Linked DNA regions of Homo sapiens: all the other regions are linked to region 2. Evidence: chromatin contacts called from ENCODE Hi-C or POLR2A ChIA-PET data. All regions are on one chromosome and are shown on one strand. The core of a region is the stretch at or near the end of the contact, and the rest is flanking DNA. Distances in the headings are between cores, read along the strand shown. Region 1 overlaps RUNX2 (RUNX family transcription factor 2). Region 2 overlaps CLIC5 (chloride intracellular channel 5). Region 3 overlaps RUNX2 (RUNX family transcription factor 2). Region 4 has its middle 21 kb from the start of RUNX2-AS1.

Evidence for each region. Hi-C counts contacts between places; a loop is a spot of excess contacts on that map. ChIA-PET counts read pairs that join two places held with the same protein, here RNA polymerase II (POLR2A). Pooled maps may share reads with other maps.
Region 1: a pooled map shows a loop between it and region 2 (14-fold over the local background). The contact joins two enhancer-like sites. A Hi-C loop is called at or near these places in 8 of 37 single-sample maps with no recorded cell type and 11 of 50 pooled maps. POLR2A ChIA-PET finds 5 or more read pairs at or near these places in 2 of 52 experiments (activated CD4-positive, alpha-beta T cell and activated T-cell).
Region 3: a map of OCI-LY7 shows a loop between it and region 2 (2.2-fold over the local background). The contact joins two enhancer-like sites. A Hi-C loop is called at or near these places in 1 of 168 maps with a recorded cell type or tissue (OCI-LY7), 8 of 37 single-sample maps with no recorded cell type and 4 of 50 pooled maps.
Region 4: a loop to region 2 is called in a map of chondrocyte, with 2.4 times the contacts of the local background. The contact joins two enhancer-like sites. A Hi-C loop is called at or near these places in 1 of 168 maps with a recorded cell type or tissue (chondrocyte), 9 of 37 single-sample maps with no recorded cell type and 11 of 50 pooled maps. POLR2A ChIA-PET finds 5 or more read pairs at or near these places in 2 of 52 experiments (MCF 10A and activated T-cell).

Annotation. Positions count from the first base shown.
Region 1 is chr6:45,474,960-45,479,831 of GRCh38, forward strand. All of the region lies in intron 5 of RUNX2 (RUNX family transcription factor 2), which reads left to right. Among named protein-coding and RNA genes, the nearest start is that of RUNX2-AS1, 99 kb to the right of the region's middle. Within about 2 kb of position 2,977, at least 5 of the 41 ENCODE cell types and tissues checked have a DNase peak (open chromatin) inside an H3K27ac peak, as active enhancers do.
Region 2 is chr6:45,921,674-45,926,514 of GRCh38, forward strand. The region is part of intron 4 of CLIC5 (chloride intracellular channel 5); the gene reads right to left. Among named protein-coding and RNA genes, the nearest start is that of CLIC5, 92 kb to the right of the region's middle. RefSeq lists an enhancer at 2,633-2,782. Within about 2 kb of position 1,263, at least 2 of the 41 ENCODE cell types and tissues checked have a DNase peak (open chromatin) inside an H3K27ac peak, as active enhancers do.
Region 3 is chr6:45,501,867-45,506,798 of GRCh38, forward strand. All of the region lies in intron 6 of RUNX2 (RUNX family transcription factor 2), which reads left to right. Among named protein-coding and RNA genes, the nearest start is that of RUNX2-AS1, 72 kb to the right of the region's middle. RefSeq lists an enhancer at 3,086-3,380. Within about 2 kb of position 3,270, at least 4 of the 41 ENCODE cell types and tissues checked have a DNase peak (open chromatin) inside an H3K27ac peak, as active enhancers do.
Region 4 is chr6:45,553,195-45,558,233 of GRCh38, forward strand. No RefSeq gene overlaps it. Among named protein-coding and RNA genes, the nearest start is that of RUNX2-AS1, 21 kb to the right of the region's middle. Within about 2 kb of position 3,142, at least 6 of the 41 ENCODE cell types and tissues checked have a DNase peak (open chromatin) inside an H3K27ac peak, as active enhancers do.

The DNA.
Region 1 (4,872 bases), core at 1,727-4,226, 440 kb before region 2:
CTAGAAAGAAGCTTAATCTCCGGGTGTGGTGGCACGTGCCTGTAATCCCAGCTACTGAGGAGGCTGAGGCAGGAGAGTCGCTTGAACCTGGGAGGTGGAGGCTGCAATGAGCCAAGATTGCACCACTGCACTCCAGCCTGGGCGACAGAGTAAGACTCCATCTTAAAAAAAAAAAAAAAAAAGAAGCTTAATCTGTTTTAGGAGATAAGACATGGGTATTAATAACTATGATTATGTGACAGAAAGTGATAGAACATGAGAAAGGGCATAAGAAAGTGGCAACTGGAGTGACATGGAAGTTCAGAAACATTTTTACTTCTATTTGAGGGTGGAGGGGAGGTTTTATTGAAGTCAAGGCGTTTGAGCTGAATCTTGAAGATTAGAAATTAGACTTATTGGCAGAAATTCTTGGTTATAAAATTCTAGGTAGATAGATGATGACTTTTAGGAGACTAACACTATATGTCTTTCACTGTCTTATCCCTGGCTCCATGTGCAGGTATACTGATGGAAGGTATGGCATGGAGATATAATATCACATGCCTTAGTGCTTTAGCTTAGGTGGTTCCTTCCACCTCAGTGGTGATCTGCTCTATTAATCTAGGGCCTATTCAACATTCAGAGCTAATTTTAAATGCCACTTTCTCTAGTATTTTAACAATTCTGTCATTTTTTAGTTCTGTATTTATTGATCTCCCCTACTAGAGCTGTACCACTACAATATGATAACGTTTTGCACATTCTAGATATTCAACTGATATGATTCAGTTGAACAAAGTAGATCAGGTATCTGAATTAGTCTTTTAAATACATATTGAAGTTTGTTTTCAGATTAGTGTTAAGGAATAACAATTTATACGGTGAACTGGTACATAAAATTATAGCCCTAGGGCCTGATCTTGAAATACTAGAAAATAAGCCCATTACAAAACGATGATAATCATGTTTTTTCAAGGGACATTCTAAATTGTTCTAGATTTTAGCAACCTCTGGTGTTCTGTTTTTTATAGGGAAAAGTAAGAGGTCCAAAAATCTTCAGGCCAACTTGGTGGCTCAGACTTTCTTTCTCAAGCCCTTTTATATGTGTTTATTAGTTAAGTTTGCAGCTCTATAAATGATATCATTTGTACTAGTTGCATTGGATCCCTGCCATTTCTCCATCCATAACAGATGGATTCTGTTCTTCCATTCCACTATACGTTGCTCAGGGTTTGTTACTTTCTGATAGACAACAGAAATGAGAATGCAGAAATGGGATGGAAAAGAGGGAGTGAGTCTGTTTTATTTTGTTTCCATATTTCTCCTAAGCTTACTGGAGTGGCAAATGGTAGGATAAGTGGTCAGCTATACTGCCCCATGAGATTCAAGGAGCCTTTGGGGAGGAAGGACCTTGCTCAGAAGATAGGCTGGGGAGGATGGTTAATTTTGGAGATTTTTGTTGTTGCTTCATGTTTTCTTTTGATTTCCCTCATCTTTGATGCTGACTCTGATGTTGGCTTTCCCTATATAATATTTGGACGAGAACAAATTTTGCCTACTCTCTGGCCTGTGCAAGTGACACATACAGAGCCATTGTCTGACTTGTGACTTGGCCCAGAAAGGGCTGATTGTCATGCAGTTGGGAGGGCTTTTAGACTGGGTAAAAAATTCTCCCATTTGTTTAAAATAACATGACTAAGATTGAACTCAGAAGACACTGTGCATGCATTTCTTTTCAAATTAGTGTTAAGAAATAAAAGTTTATACTGCGACCTGGTATATAAAATTATAGACCAGTCTAGGGCTCCATTTTGAAATATTAGAAAATAATACATCTTTGTATAAGAATACCTCTAATAGTATTTAGACATTTTTCCCTTCTAAATCTATCTTTCCCTTTAAATAATGAATATCATTAGAGGTATTCTTATGCAAGGATGTACAGGAAGCATTTAGAAATATGAATCTGAAGCTTGGTAGAAACTGGAAATGCATTTTCCATAGTCATAGGAACTTGAAGCCATTGGGATTGATGAGGCTGCATGAGGAATGGGTATGGAATGAATGAAGGAGAGTTATCCTTTTTACCATTGTGACCTAACTTTGTGTCCCTTGCCTGGACACAGACAAAGGTTCTCTTGCTAAGCTCCCCTGGGTCCCTGAAGCAGCAGAAGAGCAGATTCAGAACCGTTTCAGTGGCCACTGCATGGGTTGTCTCCGCCACTGGCTCCTCATCTTTCTCTTTCCTAGATCACTTTTTGTGTTCCTCTTCCTTGCCTAGCCACCCTAGGAGTGTTTGCTTCTCAGGGTTCCCTTTTAGACACTTTTCTCCACTCGTTCTGTACCCATTCCCTGAGTGTCCTCATTGACACTATTAACTTCGTGTTCCCATGACCACTGAAAATGCATCTTCAGTCTCTTCTGAACTTCAGACTGGTATTTCTAGGTTGCTTCCTGGGTGTCTGCACCTGAATATGTCCCATGGGTACTTCAAACTCATGGCCAACACAGCGTTAGGGATTCCCCACCTCTACTTCAACCAAACTTCTCTGCCCAAACATGAACCTCCTCCAGTTTTACCAGTTTTGAGTGCCCTACAGTTCACCCAGGTGACCAAACCAGAAACCTGAGACTCACCTTCTCTGCCTTACTTCTGACATCTAATTATTCCACTGTACTGTTGTCTGTACCTCTATTCTATGTCTCACATTCACTCCCTCAAATCTTTTAGTGCTGATTTAGCTTAGTATACTCTCTCAGTGTTTATCTTCTGACTTATAACGTAAAAACAATTTCCTAACTGGTTTTATGTCTCTAACTGCACTCCCTTCTAAATCTATCTTCCCCTGTAAGTAAAGCAATCTTCCTAAACTGTAAACCAATGCATGGCACACCCTTGCTTAAAATACTTCAGTGTCTCCCTGTTATTTGCAGGATGAAGTTCAGACTTGGTGGCACACTGACAAGGCCCTTCAGCATCTGCTCTGCCCAACTGCCTTCCACCCACACACCTGTGGCTGAGCTCCAGCGATGCCAAATTGCTTCACTCTATACTTTCTCATCTCGGTGTCTTTGCACCTGCTGTTCCTTCTGGTTGGAATGTTATCTTCTTCTGCATTTGCTTGACTAAATTCTACTCATTCTTTAAGTCTACTCAAACGCTGTCTCCTCTGGGAGCCCTTCCTGACTGCTCTTGAAAGTCAAGTATTTAATCTTTGGCTCCTCTTTGGTTTCCTTTTCATACTTTAATTATATTATTTATCACACTGCTGTAATTATTTGTTTTTATGATGCCTCCAGTATACCGTGAGCACCCTAGTTTAGCATAGTTCATGAAACATAATAATGCTTAGGATATTTTAATTGATAAGTGAAGATTACATTTGCATAGTGGTTTTACCTGTGTAGGACATTTTCACCTCTTATTACATTTTGTCCTGACGACATCCCTGTGTTGTAGATACTTTGTTTTTTTCTGACAGATGAGGAAGTTGAGTCATAGGAGGAAATTGAATCATAGAGATGATAGATATTTGCCTACAGCCTCACAACTAACTTAGTAGCAGAGCTAGGAATAGACTCCCAAGTTTTCCTGCTCCTTGTATAGTCAGGCCCAGAATTAGAAATGAGATTCTCCTTTTTAATCAGACACTGCCTTGGTCTTTTAACTATTCCATTAAGTTCACTAATTGTGTGTAAATGTGTGTGTGTGTGTGTGTGTGTGTATTTGTGGAACTCATAGTGACAGGTGAGGAATCCATAGCTTTATTGATTCTTAGGATTGCAAATTAGGTCACCTGTTATTTTACAGATGAGAAAATTCTGTACCTGAGAAGTTCACACTTGCTATTAGTAGCAGAACCCATGTCTCCTTTCAGTCACATGTTCTCTTTCATACTGCATTTTGGGCAGTCATCAATTCCATAGGACAGACTTTTTTTTTCTTTTCTTTTCTTTTCTTTTTATTTTAAGATGGAGTCTCTCTGTCGCCCAGGCTGGAGTGCAGTGGCACCATCTCGGCTCACTGCAACCTCCACCTCCTGGGTTCAAGCTGTTCTCCTGCCTCAGCCTCCAGAGTAGCTGAGATTAAGGTGCACGCAATAGGACAGACTTTCTGTGTTGAATTGCAAGGGTTGTTAGTAGGATTTGTTGAGACATTAGGCAAGTTAAATCTTGAGAAGAGCCCATCCTCTGAGCAGAAAGAATGCCATTCCTGAGAACATTCTCAATGAAAGGTCCATGAAAGAGATAGGACCCAGAAGAGAAAGAATTAAATGATAATATTCTTTCAGGGATTATCCCATTCTTCCAGATTGCATTACTTCTTTTCCAGTGAGCTTCATAGGTTCTTCGGTATGTATCATTTTGAACTAAAATGAAGGCATCTAATTAGGCTGAAGGATGAGAACTTCCTATTGCAAAGAAAGGTACGTTTCTATTGCAAAGAAAGGTATGCTTGTGATCAGAAGTGTTTGTGATGTCATGGGGCAGAGTATAAAGCATGTGGGGCCTTGAGAGGACGGTATCCCTAATTACCTGGATAGAGACATGGAACTAATGTTAGTAGTAACGCTGTTCCTCTGGCTGGATTATTCCTCTCTGTACACATAGGTATGCATATAATAGAGATAATATAAATTTATAACCACATATATGTACGTATATGTGGAAAAGGGAATATATTTCATATGGACCAAAGAAAAACATTTTGCCAAACTGTCATTATTGATTAAATAATTCAGCATGAAGCCAGCAGGCAGATATCCACAAAACTTAACACTACACTTGCTTTTGAAAAACAAAAAAAGGTTTTAAATGTAATCGCTCGAAGGATGTTTTTTAATATTAACCCACACCAACCTGCTTCCTTTGGCTTGAGAATAATACACTTTA
Region 2 (4,841 bases), core at 13-2,512:
AGCATGTTCCAGGTCCAAGGAGAATCCTGGAGAGCTTGCAGGATGAAGCTTGCTCTTGACTTTCCTAACATGTTAGGGATCTAAAGTTGCCTGGAAGCATCTCTTTGGGTTTGGCTTTGCTCTCTCCAGGCCACATGGGTGTGTCACATTTTCTTAGTTTGACAGTTTAGAGAGTTCATGTCCACCTTTGGCACTGAACCAAGAACACTGGACTTGGCCTCATAGCCAGAGAGGAGGATGTTGTCAAATTGGCCCTGGGTGTGAACAACCCAGGGGCTCACATGGGGGAGGCAATTCCCAGGCCTCCGTTTCTAGGCACTGCTAAAAACAGGAAAGGCAGAAAGACAAACAGCGGTTTATGAGAAAGCAAAATGCAATGGCAACTTCAACAGATTCCCCACTGTTCCCTCGTGTGGCGTCAGCTGGGCTACAGAGAGTGTGCAGCACGTGGTGCCATGGGTATTATTTGTTTGTTCTAGAAAGAATTTCAGCCTCAGAGGGGAGGATGAATTAAATGACAAGCTCCTATAGTTCTTTCCAGTAAGAAGCCAGTAAATGATTCTTTATTTGAAAGATAGCGTTTAAGTCTTACAATTATGGTGGGTTGGGATATAGGACACTGTTGGTTGCCCACCCTCCTCTGTGGTGGGGAGAATGGGGTGTTTTCTGATGTATTTCCAAGGAATTCAGAAACTTTCTTAAGGAAGACACAGATTCTCCACATAGCTGCTTCCCCAAGCTCTATAGGGGATTCTTATAAAGAAGCATCTTTTTATTTAATACAGCTCCACAAATCACCCTTATATTTGGCGTATGTTCAGAAGTATTAGTACAACAACAAAATGCATATTTTTTTTAAAGGCAAGAGACTTTGGCCAGTATTTGGCTATGTTTAAAACACCAGCATGGTAAACATTTAGGACAACTTTAGCATGCCTTTAGTATAATATTTTCTTAAAGTATGAAGGGAGGTAGGGACTCCAGATCCAAATAATTTTCTAAACCTCTTAAAAGCCACAGTAGATTTGAAGAGAAAGATTATCACTTAGGTCTTCGAATTAAGTTTCCTTTTGTGTACTCATCTGTAGCATGTAAGCTGCCTGAATGTTTATTTATCAACAGGAGAAGGGAGGAAGAGAGAGAGAGAGAAAGAGAGAGAGATAGAGAGAGAGAGAGAGAGAGAGACTGACTGAATGTGGGAGGAAGCTGCAGAGCTAGCGAGCTCAGGAGTGATCAGGGGAGAAGTTCTGGTTAGGGAACCCGGCCCAGACTTTAGCCATGGGGCAGTGGCGACACCTTCTGGCTTATCCCTGAGCAAACAAACAAACAAACAAAAAACTCCCCAAAAACCTATTGTGTATTTTCCACAGAGAACATGTACGTGTGTTTTCTATTAGACTTTCCAGAAACTCATAAATGATTGTAGAACCCATCGTGCTAATAGAAAGTACGGCATAAATGCTGACGGAAGCTATTAATGCTGATTGTAGTTTATGTGGCCAAATGAATCAGGCTGAAATCTGTGAGTTTTTTTATGGTTACTTTATAACAGGTTATTTTTAAGTATCAGGCCATAGATTAGGTTTAATGCGGATGCTCACACACTTAGAATGAGCTGGTTAAGAGAGATTCTAACTTTATCAGTCATCCGTTCCAGCGTTTAGACCTAGAGATTTTTCTCAATTCTCCCTCCCCCAAAACACTTAGGCTGAAGTACATTCACCACATTTTGTCTTGTTTCATCCTCAAATAGCCACATCTTTTACATAAGAGCCATTCACAAACTTAAAAACTGCCTCTGTGCCACTGCAATGCTAGACTGAAATAATTACTGGATTTGGTGATTCTGTGAATATCCTACAAATTCTCTTCCAGTTGCCCATTCTTTTATTTGTTAAACAGGCATCTATTCGGTGCCCACTGTGGGCCAACTTTGTGCCCCTTTCCCCACATGGATTGCTGGGTGAGGACCCTGATGGGGAAGGTGGGAAGTGTTGAGTATATTTAAGGAAATACACATGGTAGTCATTCATTGAGTATTCATCGGATCGTGAACTGATTTGATCACCATTTCCTAAATGACACACTCTTGTTTAATTCAGCACTACATACATATTAAATAGTGGATTATATTAAATGTTAATATACGCAAGTCAAGAGCACAGATCATGGGACCAGCTGCCTGGGCTGGGGTCCTGACCCTGACACATACTAGCTTGGGCAGGTTGCTTAACCGGTGCTTGTTTCCTTCTCTGCAAAGTGGAGATCATAACATGGCATACCTTAGAGGGTTGCTGGGAGCAATAATTGAGTCATCACCTGCAGAGGGCTTAGTACAGTGCCCGGCATGCTGTAAGCAGTTGTTATGTACAATGTGTATGTGCAACGCATGATGATGCTGATGTATGAGAAACAAAGCATACAAAAAAAGCAACAAAAAATTCTTAGAGCTGCAAGAAAAAAGTGGCTCTTGCCTCTGGCTCTGCTCAGTAAACATCGTGCTTGACTCATCCTCTGCCCTGAAATGCTGACATGAACAGGGATATTCAGCTGTTCCTTTCATTCTGACTCTACAGCCAGAACCACAGTCCCCCAGCCGAAAGCCTTCATCATAACAGATGTGAAATGGGGCAACCTTAAAGGTTGGGGGTGACTGATACTTACACAGAATTCCCCAGATATGCTACAAGTACACCTGGACCTCCCTCCCCCTTGCTCAGAGCAGTTCCCTGGATACCCTAATGTGCCCCAGCAAAAATTACAGTTTGTGGGGAGAAGCTACCCATTGGATGTTTGAGTTGCACAGCTTTTACTACATGAGTCTTGCATCTCCTAAAGTTTGAAGTGTGTAGCAAATTAAATGTGCAATTTTATACTTCTGTTTCCTGAAATCTAGTAGGGGGTAAATGACTCAGATTTTTCCAGCACCAAAGGAGAATTTAAAATAGTGTGTCCTTTTTGGCAATGGCTAGGACAGGTATTTTCACCAGAGAGAGAAAAAATATCACCTTAACTTGAAAGTGAATATATAAGAATTGAATATACAAGAATTCAGTCTCCTTTTATTTGTTACTAGTAGAAGACAGAGCCCATATATATATATATTTTCAGGGTAGCAATGTGCCCTATCAAAAATACTCATCTTCCTAGATTCCCAGAATTTCAGCTACAGAAGGCCAAATAACCAAGTTCTGGCTAAAGAGATATCGGTAGAAATTAATCAATGGGCTTCTGGGAAAGATAAGATAGATGCGGCTGGCATTGTCTGGAATGCGGATGTGATGTTTGGGGGTGGAGCAACCATCCTGTGAAACAAGAATGAAAGTCACACACGAAAGATGGAGAATTAGGAGCTCTAAGCAGCAGCTCAATTCTCGACTTCTTTCAGCAACTACATTTGCCTGGAACTCTCTACTCTCTGGACTTCTTGTCATGTGAGAAAAGCAAATTCCTCTTAAGAAGTAAACATTTATCAAGAGTGCTTAGAACAGGGCATGGTTCATAGTAAAATGCTATATAGGTTTTGCTAATAAAATACATGTTTGCTTTAGCCACTGTAGTCAGGCTTCTATTACAAACAGCCAAACACAACATTTGCCAATATACATAGGTATTGCCAACATGCCAACATGTCATTATTCCGCTTTTTTTTTTTTTTTTTGAGATAGAGTCTCGCTCTGTCACCCAGGCTGGAATGCAATGGTGCGATCTCAGCTCACTGCAAACTCCATCTCCCTGGCTCAAGCAATTCTTCTGCCTCAGCCTCCCAAGTAGCTGGGACTACAGGCGCGTGCCACCACGCCTGGCTAATTTTTGTATTTTTAGTAGAGACTGGGTTTCACCATATTGGCCAGGCTGGTCTTGAACTCCTGACCTCGTGATCCGCCTGCCCTGGCCTCCCAAAGTGCTGAGATTACAGGCATGAGCCGTCGCGCTCAGCCTCATTATTTCACTTTTATTCTAGCACCTTGCACAGCGTATGGTACTGAATAAGTATTTGTTGAAAGAATAAGCCGTTCAGTGGGGTTTGAGGAAAGATGAAGGACCCTAAAATCATGTGACTCTATTTATATACTTATGTAATAAGCTTTAACTCTGTAGAGGAACAACAGTTCCCTTTCTTTGTATAATAGTAGCCCTTGGTCTTTTGAGGATAGATGAAGGGATTCAATTAGTTTGGCCTGAGATACCCTCCCACAGAGTCCCAGCCACTTTGTTATCAGAGCCAAGAGAGAAGCATAGGTTAGCATCAACCTCTCTGCCAAACGACTCAGGTAGGACTGAGGCAGTTTCAGACCTGGGCAAAATGTTGAGTAAAACTCATCTTAGGGTCCCCACAATGGAAACAGAACATGGATAACTATCATTGCAAACATCAGTGGGCATGAGACCATCAGAGTTAGAGCTGAGTGCAGGAGGTCTGAGAAATCACGTGGCTCAACCCTCCCCTCCCCAGAATGTTCTGGAAGGGAAGAGGTTCTAGACACTAGCACAGAGAAACATATATACACACACACACATACACACACACACACACATATATACATACATATACATATATATATATATATTTTATTTTTTTTATTTTTTTTGAAATGGAGTCTCGCTCTGTCACCCAGGCTGGAGTGCAGTGGTGTGATCTCGGCTCACTGCAAGCTCCACCTCCTGGGTTCATGGCATTCTCCTGCCTCAGCCTCCCGAGTAGCTGGGACTACAGGCACCCGCCACCACACCCGGCTAAATTTTTTTTTTTTTTGTATTTTTAGTAGAGATGGGGTTTCACCATATTGGCCAGGCTGGTCTTGAACTCCTGACCTTGTGATCCGCCCCCCTCGGCTTCC
Region 3 (4,932 bases), core at 2,020-4,519, 420 kb before region 2:
CAAAACAACTTAGTTTCAGCAACTTAGATTTTACCAATAGCAATGCTGTTTTCAGAATAAGATAAATGGAATAAGGGAATGTAAAACCTAGTGTATTTTGTGTCGTAAACTTTAAAGGCATTATCTTCAAGTAATTTAACAGCTGTCATGTGGAGTAGTAATCCCAGAGAGCAAAACTAAGATTAGTAGTGATTGGAGTTATAGGGAGGCATATTTTACTTAATCTAAGGAAAAACTTTTTAGACCCTGCTCCATCAAGAAGCAGCCCCTTGAGTACTAGTTACCTACATTTTTGCCATGTTGTGGGATGTCATTTATCTTGGAGCAGAGACTTGAATTCATCTAAAGCAGCACACTGCTCTCCCTTATCTCCTCACTTCTCTTGGGCCTTAATTTCCTCTTATGCACGTTTGTTCTGCTCTTTCTATGTAAGATCATCCTTTTTGATAGGGAAGATTAAATCAAAATAGGGTTCGGTAATTTTCCTTTCTAACTTTCATTAATAAAAATTATGCCTATTGTTCTTGAACTTTGGCACATAATCACATCACCTGGGGAGCTTGTTAAACATACAGATGCCCAGGTTCTACCGCTGAATTAGAAGGTGTGAGGTGGAGCCGGCCCAAATCACTCCCAGCTGTAGGCCCAAGGCAGGCCTATTACTCAAGGCTCACCTTACCCATCCAGAACTCATCCTGATCCAGCCTGAGGCCATCTCAGGAGCCTCGCCCCCGTGATCAGCTGATGTGTGGAGGCAGCTAAGAGCCCGAAGCCTGAGTGCAGCCCCTGGACTCCACCCCTGTGTCCATTCCAGCTGTTGTTTTCTCTCCACACCCTTTCCTGCACGCCTGGTCCTAGACTGGACTTCTGCCCTGTTTCTTTTAGGATGCTGCCAGAGGGAGATTTTAAAAATGCATGTCTGATTATGTCACTCTATACCTAAACATCTTCTAAGGTGACCTATTGCATTTAGGATAAAGATTAAAATGTCTAGCATGGCCCAGCAGGGTCAGCACAGCCTGGCTCCTCCCTGCCTGCTCTCCATTCTCATCTCACAATATTTTGAAACTTTTTCACAATGTTCTAAACACAGGCCTTCTATCAAGTACATAAAAAAATGATATTGCCTTCTTCCCAGGAACTGGACACGGGCCTAAAGCCCTCTTAACCTCCCTTACTCATCTTCTAGACTTATGCTTGTCATTCAGGTCTTGGCTTGATCTTTACTACCTTAGAGAAGCTTTCCCTGATGCTCAATGTGGTTGGAGTTCCCATTTTATGGTACCATGAACATCTCTTTTTCAGCATTTACCATAGTTATATGATTATTTGATTAATGCCTGTCTCTCCTACCCAACTGTAAAACTCCATGGGACCAGGGATTAGGTCATAAAACTCCATAGCACCAGGGATTAGGTCTATTTTTATTCAACATTAATATTCCAAGTGCCTACACAATACCAGAGTAGATACCTGATACATATTTTTTTGAATGAATGAATGAGAGACAATTACTAGAACGATGGATATAATCATCCATGTGACATCAGGTATCACCATGCCTGGGGACCTTCTGTAATACCCCGACTGCCCATATCTGATTTCCTGGATGTTGACATCAGCCTGATTTGAACCTGAATTTACCACACCCAGTTCAATACTATGATTCGAACTAAGGGCCACTCTCCCTTGCCAGCATCACATCTCAGTGGCATTTCAAGTTCTTGTCCCACCCTTTTGTATCTCATTTCTCTCCCTCTTCTAGCTTTGCCGTTGAGATTCAGGATATGCCAAGGCTGAGAGGCCAGGACAGGTATGACATGTGGTATAGCCTCTTTCTTCTTCTATTAGATTTTTTTAAAACAAGAAATGCCTGTCCTTTTCTGTAAGACAGTTATGATCCCTATCTAGCAAAAGTTGGTGATACATAAGAGTGCTTCTCATCACCTTGTCTTAACAATGCAACTTCCTTCTGGTTTTTCTTTTAACATTTTATTACAGGATATGATATCTTAGGCCATACATATCGTTTTTCATTCTCTTCTCTGCTTATTGTCTTCTAAGTTTACTAATTCTCTCTTCTCCCATTGTTTGTGTTGTAATATAACCTATGGTCATGCCTGGTGTACCCTACATAGCCTCCAGTTTTAACCAGTTTGCTGCTTTTTTTTCTCAGATTTCATTTTTAGACTCTGTCACTCGGGTCTGTCTCCTGCTGGATGATTCTGGTAGCCACCAGATCAGTTGGAGAAGGCCCTTGGTGGGGACAAGGGGGGTCCGCACCTTGCTCTTGGGGCTTCTCAGCAGACATGAGCCAGATGCTCTGTGATGGGAGGCGCTGCATTGTCAGCTACCTTTCATAGCCACCCCAAGTCAGCTCTGCATGGCTTCAGTCATTTCTGATGCAGTTACAGTCTCCAGAAAGGACTGAGGGTTGGGAGCTCACTCTTCTGAGTGGTTAGCATCATAGCATTTTGTATCTGGAAAACATCTTAGAGATAACCCACCCATTCCCATGTTACAGGTGAAAACAGTGAGACTCAGAGGCCATAAATTATTCGTCCAAGCCTGCACAGTTAGTGCCAGAGCCTCCAGTCTAGGGCTCTTCCTATGCTTGGAGGAGGCCATTTGTTTGTAAACAGTTTCCTGTTAGTCAAGAGAACCAGAAATGAGTGAAGAAAGCTCATTCTAAAATTCCAGTCTTGCTGACAGGGTTATTAGAAAAGACATAGAATTTAACATTTCATATTTAGTGTAGATTGTTTTGAAATGGGAATCTCTGTATGTATGAATGTGTATATGTATAAGTGTGAGTATGTCTGTATTATGAATGACAGTAATATGACAGAAATAGTTTAAGATAGGAAATGGCAAATCTGCTCCTCTGTGTTAGGATGATTGACCCTGGTAGCAATTAAGAGGCATAGTTCTAAGCCAGTAGACTCTGTATATCATTTTTGACACCCCAGTTTTCTCAAGAAATATTTGAGGTTTACACAGCCTGATTTGAGTACTGTTTAGGGGGAAAATGGGTGGAGAATAAGGGGTGGGATTGTGGGGATCTTTGATTATACCTTGTTGCCCCAATACGGCAGGTACTCCCTGCAGACAGCTTTGGCAGAATCACTGGCTGCCATGGTGTCCTGTTACACAGAAGCCTGCTGGCCGCAGGAACAGGAAATAGCCTTTTGTATGCGGGTTCAGGCTTTGCTCCCATTGACTTGTTTCCTCCCGTCTGCATCAAGTTCAGCACCCTGTCCCTGGTGTGCCTTGTTGTGAGCAATTCCTAGGAAAGCAGATCCTCCTTCACACCCACACATGTTTAACCAAAGTGTTTACAAAAGGAGCCTTGCTAATAGCAGCTGCCTTGTTTCCAGCATACCTTTGGGCTTTCAGAAAGCTCTCTGCCTGCTCTGCTGCCCCCACTCAAACTTACTCATTCAGAAGAGAATTGGATATGTTTTCCCGGAGTCAGTTCATTTTCCTGGGATGCCTTTTTTTTTTTTTTTTCTTTTCTGCCTTCCTCCCTTCTCAATATAACTCCAAGTGTTTAGGGTTCAATTATGCAGATGCGAAATTTGGCTTTTTAGTCATTTGAAAGTATGGAGACTCCTAGAGCTCATGACTCTTCTATATCACTGTAGGAAGTGCATAGCCACCCCCTTTTTGTTCCCCATACCAGTGATTGTACTTCAGAAGCTGTGGTCCTGCTCAAAAAAGACTGTTTGCTTTCCTCATCTCCACAGGTTTACATAAAGGGTTGTCTCCATTTTTGCCTGATGAAAGGCAACTTGAGACAGAGGAACCACCCCTCTCCCAACTAGCATTTTTGAGCACCCCCTGGGTACGGTTTTGCCTTCTGTGCTTTTATGTTTTGTGGTTTATAGGATGGAAAGCAGATGCAACCACTCTCCAAGAAGTCTAAGCTGAAGGAACACCACCCTAGAAGGAGAACTTATAAAATCGATTCTGACATTGGTGCTCCATGGTTCCTTTCCATCTTTAGAGCGTTTTTAAAAACACAATTCCATGCTTGTGACAGACTTTGCCTCGGTTGAAACACATGCTGAAGGGATTCCTTATGACAGATGACTGGTTCCTTTTTACGGCTTTCAGTGGCTTCTACCTTAGACAGAAAAAGAGAAATTAACCTGAACTCTTAATAGCTAGATTTGGTCTACTCTCACGGAGGAAACCATGATTGCTTCTGAAAATGTGTTGTTGCAGATCTGAGGGGTCCAATAAATAGCCTTCCCTTTATTCCTGGTGGTGGTTCTTAGTGTGCTTTCTCGGCCCTGGGGACCCCTTTCTTCCTGGGTTCATCCTCAGGGCCCGCAGGAGCAGCCCTGGTCCTCTGCTTTGTTCTCTTCTCTCGCATGTAGTCATTTTGATCAATCACATCCTGTCTGTGAGTACAGCAGACCCATCAGATAGGAAAGACCTGATTTTCTCTCTCAAGTTTATGTTACAGGTCAGATTTGATTACCACTTCCCTCTAAGACCCCCTATTTTAGGTGGCAGGAGAGAAGTTGGTGGAGAAATAAGAGTGGAGTCATCTTTAGTGATACGTAGTGCCTCAGATTTCCCAAGCACTCAAGAGTGAGTGCATAAAAACCCAACACCAGAGGGTTGTTCATATATCATATCCATATAAAAACATGTCAATTTGTTGAATTTCTCTAATATAGTAATTAAAATAATATTGATACTGTTTCTGAAGATTGCCATATAAAAAGAATGAATTATAGTTTTTAAAAAAACATAAAAATATTTAAAGTTCAACAACAGTTTTGTTGTTGTTGTTGTTGAGACAAAGTCTCGCTCTGTCGCCCAGGCTGGAGTACAGTGGCGTGACTCAGTGCCTCCCAGGCTCAAATGATCCTCCCTCCTCAGCCTCTAGAGTAGCTGGGACCACAGGCATGTTTCACTGCA
Region 4 (5,039 bases), core at 1,892-4,391, 370 kb before region 2:
ATCAGTCCTAGGAAGCAACAATTTGGAGGTATCTAAAAAGGATGCTTATGAAACAGTGTCACCATCTCTAAGTTCTTCTGGGGAAGTGGAGGACAACTCAACTGACTGCTCCAGTTGTAGTGAGTGTGGGCCAGCTCACCTGTGAAAATCCCAAGCAAATTCTCATGCATTCACTCCTTAGTCAGTTTCTGTGAGGCTGGAAAGGACATCTTCATGCAAGAGTTCATAACACCTGAGCTGTCCAGGTATTGGTACTGGGAATCAGGCTTACACCCTAGGCCTATGCACCCCAGGTATACTCCAAATTGCTCCCAACCCTTCTCGGCTCTTCCATTGTCTCTCTCCTCTGGCCCGGAAAAGGTGCTAAGAAAGGCCAGGTAGGAACCAGTATGTGGAGAGCTGATACTCTTGATTTAAACTCTGGGTTCTGAGCAAAGGCAAGGGAGTCTTTCCTTCCTCACCACCATTGCTGTGGACCCTGAGAAGCCTCTTTGTGTCTTCTTAGGGGCTTCTCAGCGGTAACTACTCAATCAGGAGGCCTTGGAAAGGAAATTTTAAAAAGTTATGAATCAAAACTTACCAAGGAAAAGGATCCAGTGAAGACGCAAAGGGTAATACACCAGGGATGTGTGTGTGTGGGCGTGTGTGTGGTGTATGTGTGTGTGTGTGTGGGGTGTATGTATGTGTGTGTATATGTGTCTGTGGTGCATGTGTGTATGTGTATTTATGTGTGTGGTGCATGTGTGTATGTGTGTGGTGTGTATGTGCACGTATATGTATATGTGTGTGTATATGTGTATACGGGTGTGTGGTGTGTGTCTATGTGTGTATGTGTGCATGTGTGGTGTGTGTATGTGTGTATATGTGTGTGGTGTGTGTGTGGTGTGTATGTGTGTGGTGTGTGTGTGCATGTGTATGTGTGTGTGTGGTGTGTGTATGTGTGTGTGGTGTGTATGTGTGGTGTGTGTGTGCATGTGTATGTGTGTGTATATGTGTGTGGTGTGTGTGCATGTGTATGTATGTGCATGTGTGTGTATATGTGTGGTGCATGTGTATGTGTCTGTGTGTGGTGTGGTGTATGTGTGTATGTGTGTATATGTGTATGCACACACAGGTATGTGTGTGCCTGAAGGGAGGGAAGGAGGAGGGTGAAGTTTGGAAAGGGTACCTGAACAGCCACCCACTCAGAGAAAGATGGGGCTCACCACCCCTGCACATGTACTCAGGAGACACAGTGTTTCTTGGCCTCAGTTTTTTATTTCTGCAAATTCTTCAAAAAAAAAAAAAAGTACTGCCTTTATCCCACAAGTGATAAAGAAACAATTACTTGTCTTCAAATAGGTTACTGGGACAAGGGACACTGGATGCTCCTTGATATGTCAATTAAGGGAGCAGGGAGAAGCTAACATTTAAGGAGTTTTTAGTAATTTTTGTAAAGCTATTATTCAAAAGTTTGTGACTCAATCCAGCCCTGCTATTCAGATATGCTCAGCCATTTGGGAAGCAGAGGGATCAAATTTCTGGAAACACATTTAACATTTACCAAAATGTCTTTTAATTCGTTTCTTATTATCTTGTTGCATTGATGTCAGGCCACTTAGTGGGGTTTTCTGCAAAACTTGCTTCCTGTTTTAGCACTGCAAACATAGCTCACTTCTTGATTGCTATCTATTCTTTCCAGGTCATTCTGTCCCACTCTGTAGCCAATAAAAAGGGAAGAATTTCCCCCACCTGCTATTCTTATAAAGAAATCAAGGACATAGAGCAAAATACTTTTAACAAAAAGGCAAAATTCTTCCACATAAGCCCTTCAGGGAGTAGCTCTTGGAGCAGTAACATTAAATGGGACCAGAACACAAAAGCGCACAGGCTCATGTGGCCTTAGGAAATTTCTCTGGGAGGACCAAAAGTACTAGAGTTAACCCGAATGTGGAAAATGGAAATAGGATAGAGTGAGCTTCGTGGAATTAGAGATACAGTATATAATGGCAGAAACTAAGGGTGTTTTTGAGAGATGGGAATGCCAAGAACACCCGAAACACAATTGGATGATGGATTGATAGAAAAGTACAAATTTATTTAAAAGCAGCAAAAAGCAGATAACAAAATCACATGACATGTAGAATTGTGGCACGATTAATAAAACAGTGTTAGGATTTAAATCACCTTCGACATCCTCTCTTTCCTAAACCAAGTCACCTATGTATCCTAACTCCATCTATCTCCAGCAGTGAAATAGTTGGACCAATTTCATTTTCTGTTTCTCTGTGAGTTTCCCTTCATTCTTCTGCCCCCAAATGAGAGGAGCGTTTTGTGGGATCATTATTTATCCCAGAAATGCTTCAGCCTGATTTTGTTCTCCCTAACCATCATTTAGTATTTAAAATCCTAGAAATCACAATGACTTTACTCTTTTTTAGTAGAGTGCTTAAAGAGTCTTTGTGTGTGTAGATTTGGGGGCGTAGAACATTTGGCTCCTTACAGAAATCTTATTTATGGCTTCACAGATGAGAAATACAGAGATTATTATTGAATACGATTCTCAACCACACCTTCTGGAGCACAAACTGTGAGCTCAGGTTGTGCAGGGAAAGATTGGTGAACCAACCGTCATTCCTCGTGGGCATGAGAGGGAGAGAAGGATCCAAGGAGAAAGCAAGTTTGAACTTCAGCAAGGAGTTAAGTGGTTAATAGGAACTCAGTTTTTTTTTTTATTGGCTAATAAAACCTCTCAGCGTTTTTCATATTATATGGTCCCTTCAGGCTCCTAGCCCAATGGCTTAAAAAAAGGGAAAGACAAAAACAACAACAAAAAGCTGGAGCCTAAATACCAATGCAGTCCCAGTCTTGTTTACTTTTTCATTTCCGCAGTTGTAAAAAAAAAAAAAAAAATTCCTCTGGTAGTTCAACTTTATCATAGGAATTGCAGGAACGGACCGGTGTTTGAACAACTCCAGTCATTCCTGCCTCCCAGTGAAAGGAAAAAATATGCTCTGCCTGTGTGTGCCTGTTTCAGAAAAAAAGTTGACCACGCTGCAAGTGATGGATGCATCAGGAAATCTTAAAATGAAAGCAGGGGTGGAAGGAGGGAGCGCAGATATTGAACTGAAACACATCTCTGGAATCCTGAATGCAAATGATCTCTGTCCTTTTATTGCCAGTGGTGCTGTTCTCCCAACAGAGCAGGATGTTCTTGTTTTTAATAATAGCCAGGCCAGATGCTAAATTCGCCTCAGCAACATGCTGTATAAGTGAGAAGGCAAACAGCTGATTCCTGTTAAGACGAACACCAGGAGAATAAGCCAGAAAGTATGAGAATTCTCTGGAGGTTTTTGCTTTGTAAACCCCTGTTTGGCAGAAAGATCACAGAATCTGAACTGAAAACACAGTGTGTCCCCTGCACCCGTTCCTCGGCGGAGCTGCTTGCTGGGGGCCTTTAAGCCTCTCGCCTTCGCCATCCAGCCCTTTTCTAAGCTGTCCAGAAGACGAGCTTACAGGTTTCCCAAGAGGGAAAGTCGGAAGCCCTGAGTCCTTTGACTTTTAATGACTGTAGAAAAATACTCATCAATAGGAGGATTTTTTTTTTTACTTGTTCCTTGCAGTAAAAAATAGCGAAATCCTGAACACGAGCCAGTATTTTTAAATGGCATCTTTGTTCCATCTTTTTCACTACCTTCTTCCCCCTGTCAGAGTCCATCAAATCCCTCAGATACTATTCCTTTCAGAATAAGCCACACATGCAAGATGCTGCTTTCTTCTTTCCCAGGGAGCTGCCAGAGCCTGTGTGGTGTTCTGTGCGGCTGGGCTGACCAGATCAGACAGTGACCAGGCTGCACGCCGCTGCTAGCTCATGCCACCTCCAAATGCTGCCCTGAAGGCCCTTCCTGGAGAGCAGGGGTACCCTGTGGAAGGGGTCTGCAGAGTGTTGTCTTCCAGTCATTCCTGGGGGCTTTGCTTCCAAGGCCTGCAGGAAAGTGAGCGAGAGAAGAAGGGGATGTTAGGAGGAGGTTGAGAAGCTCGCCCCAAAAATAAGTTCCCCAAAGACCCCTTTCATTACCTTTCCTGTTCATATCATCCTCCTAAACCCTCATACTTTCTCTCTCCAATTGCCACATCCTCCCCTGAAATGCAGAAAGTGCACATTATCCTTTCTATTTTTTCCTCCCTAGCTGTCCTTGAAGTTCACTTGGCCTTGATCTCACTAGTATGAACATCCTGGGGGGAAAGGAATGGGAGCCAAAGATGATTTTCCTCCTTCCCTACTTAGGATGGCACTGAAGCCCATTGTTTTAATGTCTTTTTGAGGAAAATTCAGATTTGGTACCAGTAGCATGATCACATATGTACCTGGCACTTTTCTTAATGTTTCACGTGCCTTATCTTAATCTTCCCAGCAACTTATGAAGAAGTTAGTACTGTGTTTATCCCCATTTTACTGATAGGAAAACTGAGGTTCAGACTTGTCCAAGGTTATACAGCTATTAAGACTCAAGTCTAGATCTGCTTGATACCAGAGACTATGTTCCTAAGCTCAAACTTTGGGCACAATCTCTGTATCATCTGTATAATGGAGGTTATGAGAAGTAAATGAATTAATGAGATCTAAAAATGCCCAGCAGAGTGTGTGGCACATAATAGATGTAAACTAGATGGTACGTTTTATTATTGTTGATAATAATTAAGATTGTTTTTAAAAGCATAAATAAAATGTTCAATTAGTTGGAATCACAATAGAGCTGAAGCCAGAAGTGGAAGATTTTTAAAAAATGCTATTTTAACATTTTTAAAAATGTTGCTCTTTGACAGAGGTTTTTTTCCTATATATTTTATAAACTATTTTTCTACTGAACATTAAGGTTCAGGCTGTTACAACAGCCATTAGTCCATTTCATTAAGGTTAAGTTTGGCAATTGGCTTGCTATGGGCTTCTTCCCTAGGGAACCCGGAGATATCGTATCACGTAAACCATGAATGGAATACATCAACACCTTCAGAACAAGAATGTTGACCTTACCCCCATCCCAATCCTCAATCTGTAG